Linked DNA regions of Homo sapiens: regions 1 and 2 are each linked to region 3. The links are chromatin loops, found by intact Hi-C in ENCODE. Cell type or tissue: endothelial cell of umbilical vein. All regions are shown on one strand. Region 1 has its middle 28 kb from the start of CDK17. Region 2 overlaps ELK3 (ETS transcription factor ELK3). Region 3 overlaps CFAP54 (cilia and flagella associated protein 54).

Region 1 (8,000 bases), 89 kb before region 3:
TTTTTTGTTTTTGAGATGGAGTTTTGCTCTCGTCACCCAGGCTGGAGTGTAATGGCATGATCTCAGCTCACTGTAACCTCCGCCTCCTGGGTTCAAGCAATTCTCCTACCTCAGCCTCCCTAGTAGCTGGGATTACAGGCGCCTGCCATCACGCCCGGCTAATTCTTGTATTTTTAGTAGAGACAGGATTTGCCATGTTGGCCAGGCTGGTCTTGAACTCCTGACCTTAGGTGATCTGTCTGTCTCAGCCTCCCAAAGTTTTGGGATTACAGGCATGAGCCACCATGCCTGGCCAGTTTATACTAAATTTATCAGCAAGGAAAAGGAGTTCCTACTGAAACTGTAATGCTATATTGTCTCCCGAAATAGTTGTAAATCTTTCTCTAGAGAGAGATTTTTTCTTTGCCATTTGTATTTTTAAATTTAACCTCAAGACAAAAATGTCTGTGTACAAGGTACAGAAGATACATTTTTCCCTACTGGACTATAAGCTGTTTGAGGGCAAGAAGTGTATCTCTAGTAACTGTCACAATACCTGGTATGTAGTAGTGGCTTTATTCATGTTTATGGAATGTTAAATTCCTTAAGTAATTATTGAATGAGTGATAAATACTATTTTAAGATCTTTATGGCTGGGCGTGGTGGCTCATGCCTGTAATCCCAGTACTTTGGGAGGCTGAGGCGAGTGGATCACCTGAGGTCAGGAGTTCCAGACCAGCCTGGCCAACATGGTGAAAACTTGTCTCTACTAAAAATACAAAAAATAATTAGTTGGGCATGGTGGCGGGTGCCTGTAATCCCAGCTACTCGGGAGGCTAAGACAGGAGAATCTCTGGAACACGGGAGGTGGAGGTTGCGATGAGCCGGGATCGTGTCACTGCATTCCAGCCTGGGTGACAGAGTGAGACTCCATCTCAAAAGAAAAAAAAGATCTTTATGAGAAAAAAATTATTAGGATAAAAGAGATGAAGATAATGGTAAGAATTTTTGAAGCCAAATGGAATTAATCTAGGAAAAGGCCTTGGAGGGGGGAAGTATTTAGTGCCTGTTTGGAAGCAACGGAGAGAGGTGGGTTGGCAGAAAAGAGGAATCAGCACCCTACTAGGGAAAACAGGACATTTAAGGCCTGTTAAGATTTATGGAGAAAATGTTGAAATGTGCATAGGAGCCAGGAGTACGCCAGGGAGAATGAAATGCATCAAGTGAAGGCAGGGACAGGAGGAAGAGGTTAGCCATGGACCACAGACAGCCTGAATCTGTCATGACTCACTTTTACTGAAAGTCAGTTATGAGCCAGAAAATATGCATAAATATTTGCATGTGAATATTGATTGAAGTCACCCAGAATGTAGGCAGGATCCTGCTCACACTTGTCACCAGCAATCTCTATGACGCTAAACACAAGGGATATTTTCAGTCCTCCCTATCCCCGACCTTTCAGCTGCATCTGAATCTGCTGACCTCTCTTTACTTTTTCTAAAAATTGTGGTAAAACTACCTTTAAGAGTACAGTTTAATGACATTAAGTGCATTCACATTGCTGTGTGATCATCACCACCATTCATAAAACTCCTTTTGTTTCTCTTTTCCTTTTTTTCTTTTTTGAGAAAGGCTGTTGCTTTGCCCCCCAGGTTGGAGTGCAGTGGCATGATCATAATTCACTGCAGCCTTGATCTCCTGGGATCAAACGATCCTCCTGCTGCAGCCTCTCAAGTAGCTGGGACTACAGGTTCATGCCCCCACGCCTGGCCAGTTTTGGGGATTTTTTTATGGGGAGGGTGGGATTTAGTAGAGGTGAGGTCTTGCTCTATTGCCCAGGTTGATCTCGAACTCCTGAGCTCAAGCAATTCTCTCACCTTACCCTCCCAAAGTGCTGGGATTAGGGAACCACAGTGCCAGGCTCACAGAGCTCTTTTTAGCTTGCAAGACTGAAACTCTATACCCATTGCACAATAACTCCTGTTTACCATCTTCCCCCAGCCTCTGGCAACCACCCTTTACTTTCTGTCTCCATGGGTTTGACTACTCTAGGTACTTTATTTTTTTTATTTTTTATTTATTTATTTTTTTGAGACAGAGTTTCGCTCTTATTGCCCAGGATGGAGTACAATGGAGCCATCTCGGTTCACTGCAACTTCCGCCTCCTGGGTTCAACCGATTATCCTGCCTCAGTGTCCCAAGTAGCTGGGATTATAGGCATCTGCCACCACGCCAGGCTAATTTTTGTGTTTTCAGTAGGGACGGGGTTTCACCATGTTGGCCAGGCTGGTCTCGAACTCCTGACCTCAGGTGATGCATCCACCTCAGCCTCCCAAAGTGAGAGGATTACAGACATGAGACACCACACCTTGCCTACTCTAGGTACTTTATATAAGTGGAACCATACAGTATTTGTCACTTTTGTGACTGACTTATTTCACTTAGCATAATGTCTTCAAGCTCATCTCATATTGTAGCATGTGTTAGAATTTCCTTCCTTTTTAAGGCTAAATAATATTGTATTGTGGCCAGGCGTGGTGGCTCATGCCTGTAATCCCAGCACTTTGGGAGGCCGAGGCAGGTGTATCACCTGAGGTCAGTAGTTCCAGACCAGCCTGGCTAACATGGCGAAACCCCATCTCTACTATAAATACAAAAATTAGCCGGGCATGGGGCCTGTAATCCCAGCTACTCGGGAGGCTGAGGCAGGAGAATCACTTGAACCTGGGAGGTGGAGGTTACAGTGAACTGAGATTGCGCCACTGCACTCCAGCCTGGGTGACAAGAGCAAAACTCTGTCTCAAAAGCAAAAGAAAACGAGAAAAAATAATATTGTATTGTGTGTATAGGCCGCATTTTGCTTATGCCTCTTTACTGTTCGAGACATCTTTTCCCTTGGCTTCCACAACACCACATTTTTCTGATTTTCCTCCTACCATCCTCCTAGCATCTATTTTTCTGCCTCCTTTTAGGCTCAGCCCTCACCACTTGGCCCCTCAACGTTAGAGTTTCCTAGTTCTTAGTCCCAATTCCCGGCTACCCTCTTACCCTAGACAATTTTGCTCCAGATCATGGCTTCCCTTCCTGTTTGTTTGCCAGTGTCTCCATGTGTGCAGCTCCAGGGGGTTGGGGGGCAGGGTGCGCAGAGAGAGCAGTGAGGAAGGAAGGGGACATCTGCCTCCTCAGTCAGCTCAGCCGAGTCAGTGCTGACGAACAAAGGGGCAGCAAATGTCTCAGCCAGAATGCTCTCACATCTGGATCAGGAGCTTAAGTGTGATTTGAAAGGCGTGAGGCCAAAATGATGCTGGAGGAAGCTGACTCGTGCTGTGATTTCACAGAAAAGAATGCAGTTAGAATAAGATCATGGGAGACAGCTGTGATGGCAGTACAGCCACAAGATGACTGGTCTCCAGGCTGACTCTGACAATAGGAATGGATGTGAAGAAAAAACATGTTTATAAGAAAAAATGGACATAAATCGGTGGTTGAAAATGTGGGAATGAAAGAAATGATAAACAGTGAAGTTAATGCTTTCTCTAAGGCTTTTGCCTATAAATGCATCATGGAATCTTTTTGACCATGCTTGAGGTCAAAAGGGTTTCTCTTCTGAAAATTAAAGAAAAGACCCAGTTAGACCATTAAGATGCTTTCCTATCCATTTCTCCTTTCCCTTTTTTACTTCACTCTCTAGGGCTAGAATCTGCAAAATTGACAGAAGGATAGATAAGACAGGCTGATAATTGTGTCCTCAATTGTATATGCTTTCCTCCAATGTTTTTCTTTAATACTGGCATTTTTTTTTGTTAACAGCCTCACTCTTAACTCTGCCTCTCCCATCCTTCAAGGGCTATAACAGCCTTGTTATATCCCTCCATAATTATCATTGACAGGCTTCTCGGTCTTAAAAAAACTGAGACAAGAACATGTGTTTTCCTTTGGACTGAGTTTTGAAAATACAAATGATCCAAACAGGCATGGTGGCTCATGCCTGTAATCCCAACACTTTGGGAGGTTGAGGCAGGAGGATCACTTGAGGTCAGGTGTGGTGGTGTGTACCTGTGGTCCCAGATACTTGGGAGGCTGAGGTGGGCAAACTGCTTGAGCCTAGGCCTGGTTGACAGAAAGAGACCCTACCTCAAAAAAACAAAAAACAAAAAAGTGAAATCGAAGAGTAATTTTTAGCCAGCGGCCTTTGGAACCAAAGTGTTTGGCTTTATTCTTTTGTGGGCCTCTTCTCTTTCCTTTCTAGATTAGGAGATCTTGATCAATGCAGTGGGATGACATTAGGAGAAGGAAAAATGACTTCAGGAGTCATAAGTATAAAAACTGGCTTCAGATTGAGAATCAACTGACTATTCAAATTGTAAAAGAGCAGAAGTGTTTTGGATAGTCTCCACAAAAATACAAAAATTAGCTGGGCCTGGTGGCACACGCCTGTAATCCCAGCCTGAGGCAGGAGAATCGCTTAAACCCAGGAAGTGGAGGTCACAGTGAGCCAAGATTGCACCACTGCACTCCAGCCTGGACGACAGAGCAAGACTCGGTCTCAAATAAATAAATAAATAAATAAATAAATAAATAAATAAATAAATAAAGGATGTTATGCAATGTGATATGTAGAATACATAATCTTGTCCTAAAAATATAGTATAACAAATGTAGAATAACCAATGGTGTTAGGTTGTTTGTTTTTCACTTTACTCCTTTTTCTTGTGACAGCATTTCCAGTTTGCCTTGGAGCACTATTGGAGACGATCCCGGTGCTCCAAGAACCAAGGTACTTCGTTAGCCAAATAAGAGGTGAACACACAGCCAAAGCCAGACCAATCAGATGCTTGTCCCCAGGAGTTTGAATCTCAAGCAGAGAAACAAAAAGACTGAAAAAGATTACTTCTTGCTATTTGGATTCCCAAGGCCACCCTGGTCCTTGTCTTTTCTGAGCCTGGTTATTGTGCTGGGCTTTCCATTCTGTAAGCTACTAGCACACAGAGTGGAAAGTTTCTTTTCTGCTACTTTATCTGGTTTCCTTTACTTCCAATCAGCATTTTTATCTTGAATGCTTACGAGTGCCAGGCACTGTTATGAGGTCTTCGTGTAGATGACATCATTTGAGCTTCACACCAATTCTTCAATTATTATTTGGCTCACACCTGTAATCTCGGCACTTTCAGAGGCTGAGGCAGCAGGATTGCTTGAGTCCAGGAGTTCAAGACCAGCCTTGTCAACATAGTGAGACCCTGTCTATATAAAAATTAAAAATTATTTGACATTTGGCAGATGAAGATGAGCCTCAGAAAAAATAAGCGCCTTATCAAAGCTTACACAGCTAGCAAGACGTGGAATTGATGTTCACACTTAGGTAGTATGACTCCAGGTCTTTAGCGTCTAATCTCTGGGAAAGAATTCTTTAAGCAAACTCATTAAGTGGGTCTTTTGGTAATGAGGTGGTGAGGAGGGGACCCTGGAGGCTGGATTGGAGAAATGGAAACAAAAGGGAATTGTTCCCCATAGTAAATTAATAGAATTTTGGAGTTATTCTCTGATGTTCAGAAAAAGTAGGTTTAGAGATCCTGGGACTCAAAGAAGGCTACAGATGTTAAAAGGAGAGGAAGTCCTTGCAATGGCGACAGGCGGGAGTCACCGGAGAGAGAGAAGCCAAAGTGTCCATTAGGATATTTTCTGCTGTAAATAACAGAAAACTGAACTCAGAATGGGCATAAATAATACTATATTCAAAAAGTCCAAAGGTAGGAATGTCCAAGATTAAATATGTTGATGGGCCAACAATAAAGGTGAGGTTTTTTTTCCCCCAACTTTGCCTTTTTCACTCTGTGTTTTGTTTTCTCTGTCCTTAAGGAATGCCCCCTTAGTTATGAGAAGACTACAGCAGTTCCATGTATAACCTTTGGACAGGACAATTTTAGAGGAAGAGGTGCTCTCTGTTTATCTCTCTTGAAAGGAGGAAACCTTTTTCAGAAGCAGCCTGAAAGATTTCTTTTTACATTTAATTGGCCAGAATGCACCACATGCCAATAGCTAAACCAGTCACTGCCAAACATACTAATAAGAACAATTGGAATGGAGCTCTCAGCAGTAGATGTGGAAGAGGTTGGGATACTGAATAAAATCAGCGTTCAGCAAAGAGATGCTGGGTGCAGTGGCTCATGCTTAATCTCAGCACTTTGGGAGGCTAACATGGAAAGATTGCTTGAGCCCAGGAGTTCGAGACCAGCCTGGGCAACATAGTGAGATCTAAATAAATAAATAAATAAATAAATAAAAATTAGCTGAGCATGGTGGCAGGCACCTGTAGTCCTAGCTACTTGGGAGGCTGAGGGAGGAGGGTCACTTGAACCCAGGAGTTTGAGGCTGCAATGAGCTATGACTGCATCAGTGCACTCTAGCCTGGGCAATAGAGTGAGACCCTGTCTCACAAAAAAAAGAAGGAAAGAGAAATAGAGTGAACATTGAATAGGCAACTAATTTGTTGCCTGCAGAGTAAGAGACTTAGGATGCAGATGCAGAGGCACATGGGGTGAGATATAGAGGAAGGTGCATGGAACTTCCATACCCTTCATGAGTATACCACCAACCAGGACCCCTCCACGTGTTCAGCTATCTGGAAGCTCACTGAACTCTGTCCTTTTGTTTTTGTTTTTGGACACAGTTTCACTCTTGTCGCCCAGACTGGAGTGCAGTGGTACAATCTCAACTCATCGCAACCTTCGCCTCCAGGGTTCAAGCAATTCTCCTGCCTCAGCCTCCAGAGTAGCTGGAGTTACAGGCACCTGCCACCATGCCTGGCTAATTTTTTGTATTTTTAGTGGAGATGGGGTTTCACCATGTTGGCCAGGCTGCTCTCAAACTCCTGACCTCAAGTGATCCGTCCGCCTTGGCCTACCAGAGTGCTGGGATTACAGGCATGAGCAACCACGCCTGGCCCTCCTTTTGGGTTTTTATGGAACCTTTATGACGTCAGCATTCCTTTCCCCAGGGTATGGGCAGGATCCTCTCTGGGAAGAGTCCTAAGACCCACAGTCAGAAAGGTGGGGGTGGGGCAGGAAGAATTAGAGTCCTGCCTTGAAGCAGGGGAGAAGAAGGCAGGAGGTCAGAGGCCTGCCCCCGAGGCCTAACACACCCCACATTACACCAAAAGATTGTAATGGCTAGGCTCGGTGGCTCCTGTCTGTAATCCCAGCACTTTGGGAGGCCCAGGACTGGGGATCACCTGAGGTCAGAGTTTGAGATCCGCCTGGCCAACATGGTGAACCCCTGTCTCTACTAAAAATACAAAATTAGCCAGGTATGGTGGCACATGCCTGTAGTCCCAGCTACTCGGGAGGCTGAGGCAGGAGAATCGCTTGAACCCAGGAGGCAGAGGTTGTGTGGTAGGCCTGGTCTCACAGATGCAGACCTCTGTAACAACTGTTTCAGCACTGACTAAGTAGTTAAGTTAAATATTAAAAGCTGAAAGAGCCAGGATCCTTATACAAAGGCTGGAATGTAACAAAAGCCCACCAAGAGTTTTGGCTAGCTTTTCCTGGGCCTTGAAGCATGACAAAATAATGAAGCAATTCTTAACAGGACCCTTTTAGGATTAAACAAGTTTTATTGGGGGTCTGAAGAAACTCCCCAGGCCTCCACAAACAAGTTTATTGGGGCCTAAAGGAACTCCCCAAACCTTTATGATTTAGCAGGATACAAATAAGGGCAATTGGCTGGGCACAGTGGCTCACGCCTGTAATCCCAACACTTTGGGAGGCCAAGGCAGGCAGATCACAAGGTCAGGAGATCCAGACCATCCTGGCCAACATGGTGGAACCCCATCTCTACTAAGAATACAAAAATTAGCCGGACGTGGTGGTGCGTGCCTGTAATTCCAGCTACTCAGGAGGTTGAGGCAGGAGAATTGCTTGAACCCAGGACAGGGAGTGTTGCAGTCAGCCGAGATTGTGCCACTGCATTCCAGCCTGGGCTACAGGGCAAGACTCCATCTCGGAAAAAAAAAAATACAAAAATTA
Region 2 (8,000 bases), 250 kb before region 3:
GTAGCAACTTGTTTGACATAAAGTGAAAATAAAAATAGTGAACAATTTCCCCATCCTGGGATAGAAAAATTACTTGCATCATTTTATGAATCATCATTAAGTTCTCCTTGTTCTGTAATGAAAAAGGAGAATCCAGGGCATTTGGTTAAAAAATAATGAAGACTTAGCTGCTTTATCTTATAGAACTCTCCATACTAGGCGAGCACCTTCATTATTCATTCACACACCAGAATCTTGCAGGACCGTCACTTGCTATCATGGAGAAATCAGTATTTCCTCCTTGAGACCCATAGATCATTACTCACTGATTAAGGTGTTACTGTTTGAATATGTTGAGTGCAGGTGGAAAGAATCCTAGGGACAGGACTGAAGAAAAGGTGGACCCAGTGCAAACTCCCTCTTTCCCAAATTCTAGCTTTTCTCATCGTCCCTGCCTGTATCCTGTGCCCCACAGTGTGGCTTACCCCAAGTTAGTTGCAGCTCTTTGGATACCATTTCATCTAGCACGTGGCACTTTGTATTATGATTGCCTGTTGATCTGGCAATCTTTCTCACTAAACTATGGGCCCTCGAGACCAGAATGGAATCCTGTTCACTGTGGTGTCCCCAGCATCTGGCACATGGCTTGGTACACAAGTGAGGCTCAGTAATAATTGACTGTCTAAATGAATTCACAAAGAGAAGTCTGAGAAAGGCCAGTATTAATAGCAAGTCTTCATGATCATCTGAGCTGGTCATTTTGCTTGTCAAGGTTAATGTCTGCTGAGTACCTCCTCTGTGCCAGGAGCTGTACATGCTGGGATTCAGGGTCTCTTTGTAAGGGTGGAGCTAAAGAGGTTTTGATTGCCATCTTGCTTCTTTGGTTTCCTAGTGGAGTTAGGGTAGGGTGTCATGAAGTGACCATATCCTTGGAGTAATTGGGTTTCTATCTCTTTCACAGCCCTTATTCCCATCACAACAACTTGAGCTATAGTCATGTTGATTTTTAACAATTTCAGCTTGGGTAGGAAAAGAGAAACTAGAAATAGCAAAAAGCAATGAGCAAATGTTGTATTAGGAAAGTTTAAAATTAGGAATACTAATCTTTTGGTGGAGAGATAAAAACACCTCATTTCCTGAAAGTCTTAAGATTAGAGCAGCAGAATTCTAAAATTAATAGAATAGAAAGAAATTGTTTGGTTACAGTAAACTCCATGGCAGTAGGGATTGTTATACTACTCTAATCCTAGAATCTAACACAGAGCTTCTGTAGAGTTCAGTAGGTATTTGTGAATAATAAGTGGCCTCTCATTTCTCTCCTTACTGGGAATTCTGCCACCTGATTGGTGCAGGCCTTGGCAACCTCCTAGGAAAGCAATGGAGCACTATTGGCTGGGGGTTCTTTGGGATTCCTTGTCTTAGATACCTTTTCCAGCCCAACACTCCCAACAGGAAATGATGGTTCATGTCTACAGTGATTCGACACGTTATCAGGATCTCTGGGAGTTGGGATACGTGCATCCGCTCGTTTCTTCAGTCCTCAGTCACTACTGTAGACCAATGGTTCTCAAAGTTAGCATGCAAAATAATCTCCTAGAGGGTGAGTTAAAATAAAGATTGCAGGGCCCCACTCCCAGAGTTTCTGACTCAGTAGGTCTGGGATAGGGCCTGATAAAAACTTTTTTTTTTTTTTTTTTTGAGACAGAGTCTCACTCTGTTGCCCAGGCTGGAGTGCAGTGGTGTGATCTCTGCTCACTGCAATTTCCACCTCCTGGGTCCAAGTGATTCTCTTGCTTCAGCATCCCAAATAGCTAGGACTACAGGCGTGTACCACCACACACAGTTAATTTTTGTATTTTTAGTAGAGATGGAGTTTTGCCATGTTGGCCAGGCTGGTCCCAAACTCCTGACCTCAAGTGACCTGCCTGCCTTGGTCTCCCAAATTGCTGCGATTACAGGTGTAAGCCACCGTGCCTGGCCCAAAAACATTTTTGTCATGTTCCTAGTGATACTACCCAGTCTAGGAACCAATTTGAGAAGCACTGCAGACCAGAGGTTCCTAGTTTATATTTAGAATTCTGCATCAGAAATTACTGCATTTAAAGGCTACCTGCTTAGAGTTTTAATTTCACCAAGTGGACCTGTTCTCTTTCCTGAAGCCATTCAGAATACAACCCTTGAAAAAAAAGACAAGCTGGTATTCCGGATGGCTGACAGGTTGTATGGCCTTGGGCTCTCTTTTTGTGGCTGGATCCAGGAGACTAAGGAAAAACAATTTTTTGCCTTTTAAAATATTATTAGTCTTCCTGTGAAAAGAGCAACTGAGTATGGCAAAAGTTGAAAATAGCAATTTTGAGAACGGTAAACAACAAAATATGGTAGAGGAATAACTTTCTGATTTTTAAAACTAGATGTTACAATTGATACATATTCAGAATTCAGATTACTATCAGCAGTGCCTCTTATTTTTTTAAGAACTTTTTTTTTTTTTTAAATTTAGAGACGGGGTCTCATTATGTTGTCCAGGCTGGTCTTGAACTCCTGGGTTCAAGTAGTCCTCCACTTCAGCCTCTGGAGTAGCTGGGACTACAGGCATACCACCACGCTGGCCAACATCCCTTTTAAACTGATGAAAATAATTTTCTTTCAAAATAACAACAAACCTCTTTCATGTACGCTATAGATGTAATGAAGGAAGAAAAAAATAGATTTGGCTTACACATTTTAAATGATGCTGGCAAGTTTCCTATTACCATGATTGGAAAGGTTGATCAGAATCCTTGGGGTAATAGTTGAACAGCTGAAGCATTTTTGTACAGAAGGGCCCCTAATATGATTACTATAGCAGGTTATAGCAGATATGAAAGAATTCCAAGGAAGGAGAGAGAAGACGCCTTTCTGGAAGAGGTATGCTTTAAAATTGAGAAATGTTTAGGTAAGGAGAGAGGCACCGAAGACATTGTGCTAAATGTAAACAAAGAACCTTGATTTATATAAATAAAGTGAACTCGGTTTTTCTTGGACAGTTTATTATTTTCTTCTTGTCTAAGGATGTCTGTTCCATGACTTTTGAAACAGATTTTGTTCCAATGTGGAATATACCTAGTAGGAATAGGTATGTCTTGAAACAAGGTAGAGCTAATTAAGTTTTCAATTAAGAATGTGTGCTGTAATTTTTAGTTCAACAAATCTAACCCCAGCAAATATTTGCAATGCTCTGCGACAAGGACTGTAGGGACAGAGAATATGTGAATAGTGGATGAGTAAACAAACTGCTGCAGAAAGTAAGGGGCAGACGCGCTTTTTCCAGCTGGCCACTGGACAGGCTCCAAGGAAGCAGTGGCGCCTCAGCTGGGAGGAAGGGACAGGATTTCGATCGAGTACATTTAGATGAATAGAGCCGAATGACGGGGACGTGAGAGTCTGTTCAGGAAGGGACCAGGTGATAGGAGATAAGGTTGGAAACGCAGCTGTGGGCCTTGAATATAGGCTTAGGAATTTCTCTCTTTATCTGTTAAATGTTTACGCTTTTTAAGCTGGAGGTAGGAGGATGAGATCTCTGTTTTAGAGAACAATCACTGATATTAGTGTGGAGGAAGAACTGAAGAGAAAGTGGAAGGAACAGGAAGATAAGAGGAAATTTTTATTTTTATTTTTTGAGATGAGCTCGCTGTGCTGCCCAGGCTGGAGTGCGGTGGCACAATCTCGGCTCACTGCAACCTCTGCCTCCTGGGCTCAAGCGATCCTCCCACCTCAGCCTCTCAAGTAGCTGGGACTACAACTACAGGCATATGCCACCAAGCCTGGCTAAGTTTTGAAATTTTTTTGTAGAAACGAGGTCTCACTATATTGCTCAGGCTGGTTTTGAACTCCTGGGCTCGAGCAGTCCTCCTGCTTTAGCTTCCTAGGAAGGGCTAGGATTACAGGTGTCAACGACCATACCTGGCTAGAGGAAATGATACTACAAATATTGAAGGGAGAATCATCTTTGAGATTAAAACAGTGGACACAGGATATAATTAGAAGACATTTTAGAGGTGAGCTCAAGAGAGGCAGACTTTGAGCTGGGTCTGAGGGGTAAAGTAGGTATTGAAAATTAAGTAGAAGCAAAGATTACTAAGTGATTAACATACTGGAAATGCTACTAAATAACAATAGTTAAGGCCGGGCATGGTGGTTCATGCCTGTAATCCCAGCACTTTGGGAGGGTGACATGGGTGGATCACTTGAGCCCAAGAGTTCGAGACCATCAGGGGCAACATAGCAAGACCCTGTCTCTCCAAAAAAAATACAAAAATTGGCCACGTGTGCTGGCGTGTGCCTGTGGTCCCAACTACTAGGGAGGCTGAGGTGGCAGCACTGCTTGAGCCCTGGAGGTTGAGGCTGTAGTGAGCCATGAGCATGCCACTGCACTCAAACCTGGGCGACAGAGTGATCCTGTCTGAAAAAATAAAGATAAAACATAACAATAGTTAACATTTATTGATGATTGATGACTTATTGTGTGCAAGACGTTGTTCTTAGCACTTTTGGTGGCTTCTCATTTAATACTCCCAGTAATTCTATTTTAGAGATAAGAAACTAAGGCACAGGGATATTGGCTAGTTTATTCAAGATAACACACTCGTAAGTGGTGGAGCCCTGACTCAAGTTTTAAGTTTGTGGTCCCAGCCACCATTCTCACTGACTTGGAGTAAGCAATGGAAGAAGGGCGAGTTTTGTGGGAAAGAGGCATTGGTTGGAGATGTCTAAAATGGAAATGGTTGTCAAGTCCAAGCATGGTACTGGAGAAAAGGTGGCTGGGGACAAAAGTTTGGGAAACGTTGCAGTTTAAAATAGGGGAGTGTCATGGGAGAAGAGCCTAATAAAGATGACTAAAAAAATGTTAGAAAAGCCAGGCTAATCAAGAGAAACTATGTCCATTGAGTATACAGAAATAATAAGGGCAGAAATCAGTAATTTATTTTGCAAAACAGATGAATACCAAAACTGATTCTCTTGAAAACACCAATAAGGTACACCAAAGAGAGAGAAGATGCAAATAAACAAAAAGAATGAAAATGCAGGCTGGGCACAGTGGCTGACATCTGCAATCCCAGCACTTTGGGAGGCTGAGGCAGGCCAGTTGCTTGAGCTCAGGAGTTCCAGACCAGCCTGGGCAACATGGTGAAACCTCGTATTTACCAAACATACAAAAATTAGCTAGGCATGGTGGCATCCACCTGTAGTCCCAGCTACTTAGGAGGCTGAAGTGGGAGGATGGCTGGGAGGTGGAGGTTGCAGTGAGCCAATATTGCATCACTATGCTCCAGCCTGGGTGACAGAGCCAGACCCTATCTCTAAATAAAATAAATAAATAAATGAAAATTTAAAATCTGTTCATCTTCCCATGTTCACTCTAACTCAATGGGAAGAGTGGTTAGTAGCACGGACCTTTTAAACAAGAGTATAAACTATATGTGCATAGATTTGATAATGCAGTTGAAGTGAATACAATTCTAGAAAAAGTTAAAATTCTAAAGTTCCAGAAAAGAAACAAAAACCTTGAATATGCCAATAATCATTAAAGAAATTAAAACAGTAATTAAAGATACCCCCTAACTCCTACCAAAATAAAAAGTTGTAAAATGTTGGTACAGAAAGATTTGTTTAAAACTTGGCTGTGTTGCTTATTAGCTGTGTGACCTTTAGCCAACAGAACTTATTTGAAATCTGTTTTCTCATCTGTAAAATGGGGACAACAAAACTTACGTTACAGCTCCTAGGTATCAAATGAAATGACAAGCCTTGATAAACTCTAAGGTACTAGACACAAGTTACTGAAATTGTTTGAAAATTGCAAAAACATATTTACTTAAATATAAGTATTTGTTGTACTTCTAACATGTGTCAGGCTCTGTAATTTGATATTTGGCGCTGAAGTTTAACTTTCCTGGACTAAATAGGAAATAAGCTAGAAAAGACAGCCCAGGAGATCTTTTTGACACATCATCCTCAACAACGAAAATCTAGTTGCAAGTAGTCACATATTAAAAGGCCTTGTTCAGTTGGGATTGCAACTAACATATTTGTTTCAGACCTGAAACTCATTATCAGAGCATATACTGTCATCCTACTATATTTATCATCTTAGTGAACAACAATACAGAAATCTTATTCTTTGTCACTTATGAGTGATCTGTGTGATATTTTAATTAGAATACTTTCTTAGCTCCAAAATAATCTATTCTAAATCTTTAAATACATTTCTTACTTTAGAATAAATGCTGCAAGAATCATCTTTGTAGTACCCTGAAAAACTGATGGCAAATTTCAAAATATAGTATTAGAAATTACTGACTCACATGTAAAGAGTCTATGGTTTTCAAAACACTCTTTTAATATTTAATATTAAACATTATTTTAATATTTATAGCATTATCAGCATCCTGAGTAGCTTAGAACTTTTAAAAAATAGTGTTAGAAGATGCTTTAGCAACATATAAATTATATATTTTTTCCTAGTAGCCTATGCATATAGAATAATTAGGGACATTTTCTGGGCCTTATCCTTTGTTTGCTCTATGTAAATCTTGATCTCATTGTCATCTTCCAATTATTCTGTAAAATACATTGGCAACTAATCTCTATCACAGGGGTGATGAGAGAAATGGACTGCTATGGACTGTATGGGAATGTAAAGAACCTAAGTTCTTCCCAATGGATTTGCAATAATTATTGTAAAAATCTTTTGTCCCCTACAGTTCCCCACACTGCTTAATGGCCACATGCCAGTGCCAATCCCCAGTCTGGACAGAGCTGCTTCTCCAGTACTGCTTTCTTCAAACTCTCAGAAATCCTGATGACGTCTGGCCACAATTAAGGACTCATTAACTGATGAAACAAATTTGTCCCCACGGGCTAGTTTACCTGTGTCGTGAGAAGGACATTGTGAAACTCTTGTTAATTTGGTTTGCACTTTTCATAACATGGATAGTCTAGATTTATGTTAGCATTTTAAAAACTGTTTTTGATATATTCAAGTATATATGAAAATCTGTTTGGCATTAAGTGAATTTTAATGTTTTTGTTTTTATATCCTTTTAGCTCTTAAGTGTTGAACACTGTTGACAGTGAAGAACTTTTCTTAATGGTTTTCAGTATAACTAATAAGGATGTGAAGCTTTTTTCTCTTTAGTTCTGAGTATGCTAAACTGTGTGCTTATATAGACTATAACCAGTTGTGCCTTCCTTCGCATTTAATGTAAATGAATGATTTATATATTTTTTAGTATTAAGAGGAAATGTTTGAAAGATGAAAATTAGTATCAAACAGCTCTCTAGTAGAATTTCATTATTTTTCACCAGTGGGCAATATGAAAGCATATATCACGTTTTGTTTTACTTTCAATTGTATAAGAATTGCCTTAGAACCTCTTTTGAACTGAAATTCAGTAAATGTCCAAGTAATGTTTTTATAATAAACTAAGCCATATTTAGACAATAAACATTGATAAAAGAAAATGTTCTAAAGTACATTTTCAAAAGAATGGACCTTGAAAGGCTAGCCTCCTTAGCTGTTTACAGTATCTTATCTTTTAGATGCCTCCCAGACAAAAATCTGAGATGGAAAAGCTACATCAAGTTCATGCTATTCCAGGCCCAAGAATATCTCCTAGGTTAGCATATTCTTATTTCAAAAAATTAGCCCTGGTTTTCTCAGTTTTCCATAGGGAATCCCGACCATCTGATATATTTACTGTGTCAGTATAAGTAAGTTGGGGTTCCCCTGGAACTATAATTAACATTTAAAAAATCTAATGCTTTAGAAGAAGCTCACAGAGTGGTGATGAACCCAAACAACAAAGAAACCATTTTTAACACTAGGTATCTTCATCAGTATAGGTAGGTGTTCACAATTTTTGATGGATCAAAAACTTGCTGTAATACAAATAGAGAGTGGAGGTACTAAAGGCCTTGCTTGTGGAAACTGAGAGAGGATACACTGCTTTATGTATTACTAAAGTTAGGGGAGAATGAAG
Region 3 (8,000 bases):
TTCGGGAGACCTAGACTGGCAGATCACTTGAGGCCAGGAGTTTGAGACCAGCCTGGCCAACATGGCAAAACCCCGTCTTTACAAAAAATACAAAAATTAGCCGGACCTGGTGGCACATGCCTGTAGTCCCAGCTACTTGGGAGGCTGAGGTGGGAAGATTGCTTGAGCCTGGGAGGCGGAGGTTGCAGAGAGCCAAGATCGTGCCACTTTGCACTCTAGCCTGGGTGACAGAGCAAGACTGTGTCTCAAATGAAAAAAAAATAGAAAATTAAAAAAAGGTGTCCTGGTTTGGATGATAAACTATGGTTACCCCCTTTATGTCATGATACGGAGCTTGGATTTCATTCTGCTTGAAGTGCTTCCACTTCTGGCCTGCATGCTAATCGGGTGAATGCACACTTAAACTCTAACCCAGTTGCATGACAAAGGCAAGGAGACTTTATTTTATAATAAGATTCTTACTTACCAGTAGTCACTGCTCAGTGTTAGCTTGAGGAAGTTGCTGACACTTCTATTGACTTCCCTACAATGTTGGTAGCATTTTTGTCCACGGGAGACATATTTATTCCCTGTATTAGTTTTCCAGTTATTGGAATGTAGGCCAAGAAGGGCGAATATACTCCCGTTGAGACCCTGCTTGAGTTGTTGCTGGCATCTGAAACATGACTACTTTATTCTTTATTCCATACAGAACCTTACCCTGAATATTCTAACACTCAGGAGAGATATGTTTTTTCTTATTTCCTCAAAGCATAGCCAAGTATCTTAAAAGTTGACAACATCTGAAAAATAAAAATGGAAGTAAAGAAATTTGCATGCTCAATGGATAACATTAATTATGTGTTCTCTCTCTGTTTTGCTTCTCAAATTAAAAAACTCTATGACAGACAGTGACTTGAAGAAGCTCTGTGCCAGCTTTCTGAGTGTGAATTAAATTGAGGGGGGACTCTCCCAGGCCTAATGTAAACTTGGCCCGCAGACTACTGCAATGATGCTACATTCAGTTCCAGATGATTTCCTAAAGAGAATTTGCATACTCTGGTTGCGCTTGGTGTAACAACAACAAACATGGCTTCACAGGACCATCATAGTTTGGTCTGCTGCAGTGCTTGCTGCCAAAGCTTTGAAGGGCAGAAATGTCTGTGCCGACATTTGACTGTTAGTGTTTGTGCTTGTTAACACTGAGAGAATTTTAAAGTGACAGTCATCTTAAAATAATTTCTTATTCATAACCTTTGTAAGACATTTCTTCTCTGCCTCATATACCTTGAGTTTGTCTCTGATAAAATAAGGATAGTTGAGTATTTTGCCATGCTGATTAAATAGGTATTCTAATCTTATTAGGAGATAAATCTTCAGTTTTTCAACCATAAGGAAACCATGGGAACCGATAATATTTTATATGAATTAATAAAAGCACAGGGTACATAAATTTTGCCACTAAAATTATTCTTTTGTTCATTATATTTCAAAACTTAAATCGCCTGTAAAATGACACTAAAATGAGTATAGTTCTTTTTTTTTTTTTTTTGAGACTGAGTGTTGCTCTGTTGCCCAGGCTGGGTGCAGTGGCGCCGTCTTAGCTCACTGCAAGCTCTGCCTCCTGGGTTCAAGTGATTCTCCTGCCACAGCCCCCTGAGTAGCTGGGATTACAGGCACCCACCACCATGCCAGGCTAATTTTTTGTATTTTTAGTAGAGATGGGGTTTCATCATATTGGCTAGGCTGGTCTCGAACTCCTGACCTCCAGTGATCTTCCCGCCTCAAGCCTTCCAAAATGCTGGGATTACAGGCGTGAGCCACGGTGCCTGGCCCAAAATGAGTATAGTTCTGTGGTGCCAGTCTTGTGGGATGGGGATGGGAGGTGAGGGATGCAATAATTTTGGGGGAGGGGTGGGTGGTTGTACATTTGGCACCTGAAGATCTGAATGACATTCTTTCTGTTTCAAGGAAATTAATAATTTTCACCAGTAATTCCCAAACCTCCAGTTGGTAAATTGATTCCTGAGCTGAGGCTAAAAATGGATTTGATGGGTCCATTTAATGGAGACAAGTCTTTGGAGGTCCCACCGTGTGTGAGATGTCCTGGGTCTGAGGGCTTTGAATACTGTAGTGACTTCAGAGTTCAAGTATGTTATAGCCTAAGACGGAAGGAGAAATAGACCTGGGCTCCTCATGCTGTCTAAACTCCCGTTTTTATAGGATCTAGGCATGATGGCTAGCTTTTGTTATTATTGAATCTATACCATGTGCTAGGTCCTGTGAAAGGCTTATGAGGTGGGCACTAGCATCATCATCATTAACATTGATTGAATGAATGCCTACCGTCATCAAGTATGCTTGTAAGCACTTTCATTTGTCATCTCATTTAATCTTCACACCACCACTTTGAGAAAGGTGCTGTCATTACCTCTATGTTTTTTTTTTTTTTTTTTTTTGATATGGAGTCTCGCTCTGTCGCCCAGGCTGGAGTGCAGTGGCGCGGTCTTGGCTCACTGCAAGCTCCACCTCCCGGGTTCACGCCATTCTTCTGCCTCAGCCTCCTGAGTAGCTGGGACTACAGGCACCCGCCCCAATGCCTGGCTAATTTTTTGTATTTTTAGTAGAGACAGGGTTTCACCTTGTTAGCCAGGATGGTCTTGATCTCCTGACCTCGTGATCCACCCGCCTCGGCCTCCCAAAGTGCTGGGATTACAGGTGTGAGCCACTGCGTCCGGCCATTACCTCTATCTTATATAATAGATAAGGAAGCTGAGGCTGGGAAAAGTTACTTTGCTTAGGGTCACACATCTAGTCAGAGATGTGCTGAGACCAGGGGCAGTGTCACTCTGTACCATTAGAATAATGCATGTCTGTTGACTAAATAGAATCCCGTCATGACCCATTCTATTTTGGTTTACATACTCAAATGGAGAAGCTGCAGGGAAGGGGTTGATATTTTCTGATATAACCCTATCTTCCTAAAGACATCCTGAAAACCAAAACTAACCAGGGGCTCTTCCGTAGGTGAGAAACACCTAATTTAGTGCTGCAGCAGGTCACCAGCATAAGCTTAGGGAATAGAGGGCGGTCGGACTTCTGAAACCTCTTTCCCTGAAGACATATGACCATTTTGCTTTTGTTTATGGAATAATTTAGCTTCTTTGGTGGCATTTAAAACTGTAGTATAGTACTCAGCAAACATTAAAGAATACATCTAGAATCTGTTCATTCTAAGAAACGATTGATTTCTGTTTCATTTTACTATGAAACTGAAATGGTTTGACAACGTATGTGGCTTGAACAGTTACTGTCAAATTATTTCACGTACCATTACACAAACTTTAAGTCCTAACTTTGAAATTGCTTGTCATTTTCTTTAAATGGTGTAAGCTGATATAAATGAGGCTGCAGCGCCATCCTGTGGCTGAGCTGATTTAATCGTATGTATATTTCCTGCTCAACACCTGCAACATGCTCTTACTGGGGCCATGTTTTAGATATGGATATCATTTGACTTTTTAAAGTTTTTTTTTTTTTTTCCATGAAGAGAATAGTCCTGATGTATCCTATTAAATTTTTTAATTAATAGAAACAATTATTTGTAGCTTTTAAGGGTAAGAAAAAAATGCTACAAATTGAGTCATATTTTGAAAATGGCTTTTCCTGTTTAAACTTGAAAGATGGTTTTTCATAACCCTAAGTGGTTTATGGTGAGCTTCTCCCCTTTGTCAGGGCTCCTCTGTGTAGTGGAAAGAACACTGCATTTGGGAGTTCAAAGACCTGAGTTTCAGCCCCAGCTCTTTTGATTAGAGTGAGTTTAGCCTCATGGAGTCAAGCTAGGTTACTTTTAAGATCTCTTCTGGCACAAAAAACTTTGATTTTCCATAGCAAATCAAATACAATGTGAACAATTGTTAACTGAAGCTATTTTCATTTTGAAATGTGAAATTTCTAATACCAGGAGTCCTGAAGGATTTTAGAAAGATGTGAATTTAAAGGGGAAATTTAGGCATGGCTTAATCATATACCACCCAACCCAAACCACAACAATCTAAATGCAAAAATCTGAAATAGAGATTGTTAGGGAGCAGCAAATGTGAGAAAAATTCGAGGGTTTTTGGTGATATGATTAATTTCATATCAGTTCACAAAGTTCACAACAATAGCAATGACAGCAACAACAAAAACAGCAAGGAATCAACCTTAGTCTAATTTAGAAGAGGTACAGTGTCCACAACCAGGGACTGAAAGCATTCACTGTACTGTGGTCTAGCCATACACCCTGAAAGGATGCTGGCAACCTGGGGTAAAGCCACAGAAGGCCAATCATGGTGGAGAAGGGCAGTGCAGTTCCGTGAGGGATGGAAGTGCTTGGGGATATTTACCCTGGACGAGAGAGCTGAGGGAGAGGGCAGGCTACATAAATGTTTTTAGATTTCTGGATGGCTGTAATTTAGAAGTGAGTTCTGGATTGCTTTGTGCTGTTCTGGAAGACATGAGGACCAATGCACTGGAGGTATATTAAGGTGGATTTTATTTTAGATTATGGAAGTATTTTCCTAGCATGTCATGTACGTTGTCACTTTCTCCATAACAGCACTATTGTAATGTGAAAAAATACCCATTTTACAGATGAGAAAATTGAGGCGTAAAGAGGTAAAATGATCCAGCCACTAGGTGGTAAAATTGGGACCAAAATCCAGGTTTATTTGATTCTAATCTTGGACCATTTCTACTAAGCATCACAGGCCCCAGGCTGTAAGCCTTTTTCATTTTCCTTACCTCCTATACCAGCTAATCTTCAGAATCATATACTGGTTCCAGGCCAACAAATAACAATTGTATCATTGGAGTTAATTCCTAGACTACTGTTGACATGGTAAATGTTAATAAAAATGAGCAGAGAGGCTTATAATAAGACAAGACAGGCCGGGTGCAGTGGCTCATGCCTGTAATTCCAGCAGTTTGGGAGGCCGAGGCGGGTGGATCACTTGAGGTCAGGAGTTCAAGACCAGCTTGGTCAACGTGGTAAAACCCCCTCTCTACTAAAATAGAAAAATTAGCCAGGTGTGGTGGTGCACACCTGTAGTTCCAGTTACTTAGGAGGCTGAGGCATGAGAATCAATTGAACCCAGGGGGCGGAGGTTGCAGTAAGCTGCGATTGTGCCATTGCACTCCAGCCTGGGTGACAGAGCAAGACTCTGTCTAAAAACAAATAAACAAACAAAAAAGACATTTTAGGATGTCTTCCAAAATGGCTTGAGATTTTGAGCTTTTAAATTATCTTTTACTTTTTAAATGCTTGTTTCTTCTTGACACGTTATTTATGGTATTTTTGGTTTGAGTAATCAGCAACTTGTGCTCACAACTTAGAATTTGATTATATTTAATACAATTATCATTATTAACTTCAAATGAAAACAAATCCAATGGTGCCCTTTATTTTGCAGGCCTTAGAGTATCTCCTGTGGGCCAGCATGTGTATGGAGTCCTTGGTCCCGCTCCTGTCACTCAGGTACTTGACATGGCGCGCTACTCTCTACACAGCTGTTTGCCAGTGCTGCTATGACTGCCATGCCGGGATTCACGGAGAGGTATGCTGCTTTTTAACTCTGAGGAGTCGAGTTTTTTTTTTTTTTGAGATGGAATCTGGCTTTGTTGCCCAGGCTGGAGTGCAGTGATGTGATCTCGGCTCACTGCAACGTCCACCTCCCAGGTTCAAGCGATTCTCCTGCCTCAGCCTCCTGGGTAGCTGGGATTACAGGCATGCGCCACCATGCCCGGCTAATTTTTGTATTTTTAGTAGAGACAGGGTTTTGCCATGTTGATCAGGCTGATTTCGAACTCCTGACCTCAGGTGATCTGCCTGCTTTGGCTTCTCAAAATGCTAGGATTACAGGCGTGAGCCACTGTGTCCAGGCCCAATATTTTAAAATAGAGCGTATCCAGCATTTTCTTCCTTAGATGCCTGCCAGGGGAAAAACAAAACCCAACCAAAGAATTGAAATGAAGAAAAGACAAAAGTTCAGCTTTATTTGCACAAATTGGCTTGGCTTTTCCATTGTTTTTCTCTCTCACCCTCCTTTCTGCTCTCTCCTTTATTCTCTATTCATTTTCACCTTCTTTGCTCCATTTCTGAGTAAGATTTTTGGAATTTTAAAAATTAAGATTTTTATTTTTAAATGACAAATAATAATTGTATATACTTATGAGGTACAATGTGATGTTTTGTTGAATGTATGCACTGTGGAATGATTAAGCTAATTAACATATTCATCTTCTCACATACCTTTTTCTTGTAGTGAGAACACTTAAAATCTATTTACTAGTAATTTTGAAATATGCAATACGTTATTGTTAACTATGATCACCATGCTGTGCAATAGATCTCAAAAACTTCTATCTGTTGTCTTTCCATCCTCACTTTGCTCTTGAATACAAGCCACCTTCCCTCCTCGTTTAGTTTTGTGTTCCTTATCACTTAGTATGTACACTCTTGTCTTGCTTTTCTCTGCTAACCACCATTTAGTACACTTTGTTTTTCTTTTGTTTTCTTTCTTTATTTTTTAAGACAGAATCTTGCTCTGTTGCCCAGGCTGGAGTGCAGTGGTCTGATCACGGCTCACTGCAGTCTTAGTCTCTGGAGTATCTGGGACTACAGACACACACCACTATGCCAAGCTAATTGAATACACTTTCTAATGACCATTTAATACACTCTATTTTTTGTTTTTCCTTCTTTCATTTCATTTTGATTGAGTACTTGAAATATAACTTAACTTCAGGCTGGGCATGGTGGCTCATGCCTGTAATCCCAGCACTTTGGGAGGCTAAGGCTGGTGGATCACCTGAGATCAGGAGTTCGAGACCAGCTTGACCAACATGGTGAAACCCTGTCTCTACTAAAAATACAAAAATTAGTCAGGCATGGTGGTGTGCACCTGTAGTCCCAGCTACTCGGGAGGCTGAGGTTGCAGTAAGCTGAGATCGCACCGTTGCACTCCAGCCTGGGCAACAAGAGTGAAACTCCATCTCAAAAAAATTTATATATATATAAATTTATATATGTGTCACTCCAGAGCTTCTATTGGCCTGTAGAGTGCCCCTGTATCAATTTGAAAAAGGCACCTTCTCTACATTATGTGACACCTGGCTTGGTCAGTGGATGGGACCTTGGTGAGAATGAGAAATAAGCACCCCTTCCTTTGGGCCAACACGTTCCTGCACAAGGGTGCATGGTTTGGTATGTGGGGCGTAAGCTGGATTTCTGCTCTAGTCAACCTCTTTGGCTGGAAGTCTTGTGTAGGACTGCCTTCATGGCTGTGCACATGCCTATTCATATCTTGTTAACGACCATAAATAAATCATCTGGCCAATTCACAATTCCATTTAGTTTTTCCTGCCTGAACTAATTCTGAAGGGTTTGATGCTGGTGGCACATAGGCAGAACAGCCTAATTTAACCTTCACGGGTTACTTGTGTAGCTCAAGATACATTCCAGAAAGACAACTCATCATGTATATATATAGTTAACTTCAGTGTACTAGTGGTGGCATATTTTGTTCTATAGCTATTAAGATTATTAGGGAATGGAACTTTTATAGCGTTTTGGCCATTTGATCCCTATTGGGATTTTTCTTTATTGGAAAATGTAACCCTTCATATATGTTAATATTTTGGTTGATCTAGAAGCATCTTCATTAAAAATTATAAATGATGAATGAAATATTTCAAAGAGTTGGTGAAATAAGGGACATGAACTCTTGTTATTGAGTTCTTAATAACTCCTTTGAACTCATTTGTTATCTCTAGAGGATTATAATAATGGTGATATGATTAAATAAGAAAGCCTCCCTTCTTCCTTCCTTCAGATATTTATTAAATACAGTGTGCTGCGTATTGGAGACACAAAAATGAGTAAGATCCTTTCAGGAAGTCACAATTTGATGGTCAATGTGAACAGTTAGGTAGATAATACAGCATGTCATGATAGGAAGGTTAGGATTTGAGAAGAGCAA

Evidence for each region. Peaks named below come from ENCODE experiments on the same cell type or tissue, not always from the same donor. Only the 100,000 strongest peaks of a DNase experiment are listed, where the experiment ranks them.
Region 1: a loop joins it to region 3, with 5 times the contacts of the local background. A loop is called at or near these places in 7 of 110 quality-filtered maps.
Region 2: a loop joins it to region 3, with 6 times the contacts of the local background. A loop is called at or near these places in 6 of 110 quality-filtered maps.

Annotation. Positions count from the first base shown.
Region 1 is chr12:96,424,252-96,432,251 of GRCh38, forward strand. It overlaps the pseudogene RN7SKP11. Among named protein-coding and RNA genes, the nearest start is that of CDK17, 28 kb to the left of the region's middle. RefSeq lists an enhancer at 1,298-1,397. In endothelial cell of umbilical vein, no CTCF peak of the experiment used is centred here; DNase peaks (open chromatin) are centred at 1,260, 3,260 and 4,970; H3K4me3 peaks cover 360 bases; H3K27ac peaks cover 5,580 bases.
Region 2 is chr12:96,260,360-96,268,359 of GRCh38, forward strand. ELK3 (ETS transcription factor ELK3) reads left to right here. Exons shown (of 5, transcript NM_005230.4): 5 at 6,723-8,000. The coding sequence ends at 6,821. Among named protein-coding and RNA genes, the nearest start is that of ELK3, 70 kb to the left of the region's middle. In endothelial cell of umbilical vein, no CTCF peak of the experiment used is centred here; DNase peaks (open chromatin) are centred at 1,419 and 3,322; H3K27ac peaks cover 3,892 bases.
Region 3 is chr12:96,513,496-96,521,495 of GRCh38, forward strand. CFAP54 (cilia and flagella associated protein 54) reads left to right here. Exons shown (of 68, transcript NM_001306084.2): 6 at 5,433-5,576. Among named protein-coding and RNA genes, the nearest start is that of CFAP54, 28 kb to the left of the region's middle. RefSeq lists a silencer at 3,227-3,336. In endothelial cell of umbilical vein, a CTCF peak has its summit at 3,395 (motif pointing left); a DNase peak (open chromatin) is centred at 3,356; H3K27ac peaks cover 1,017 bases.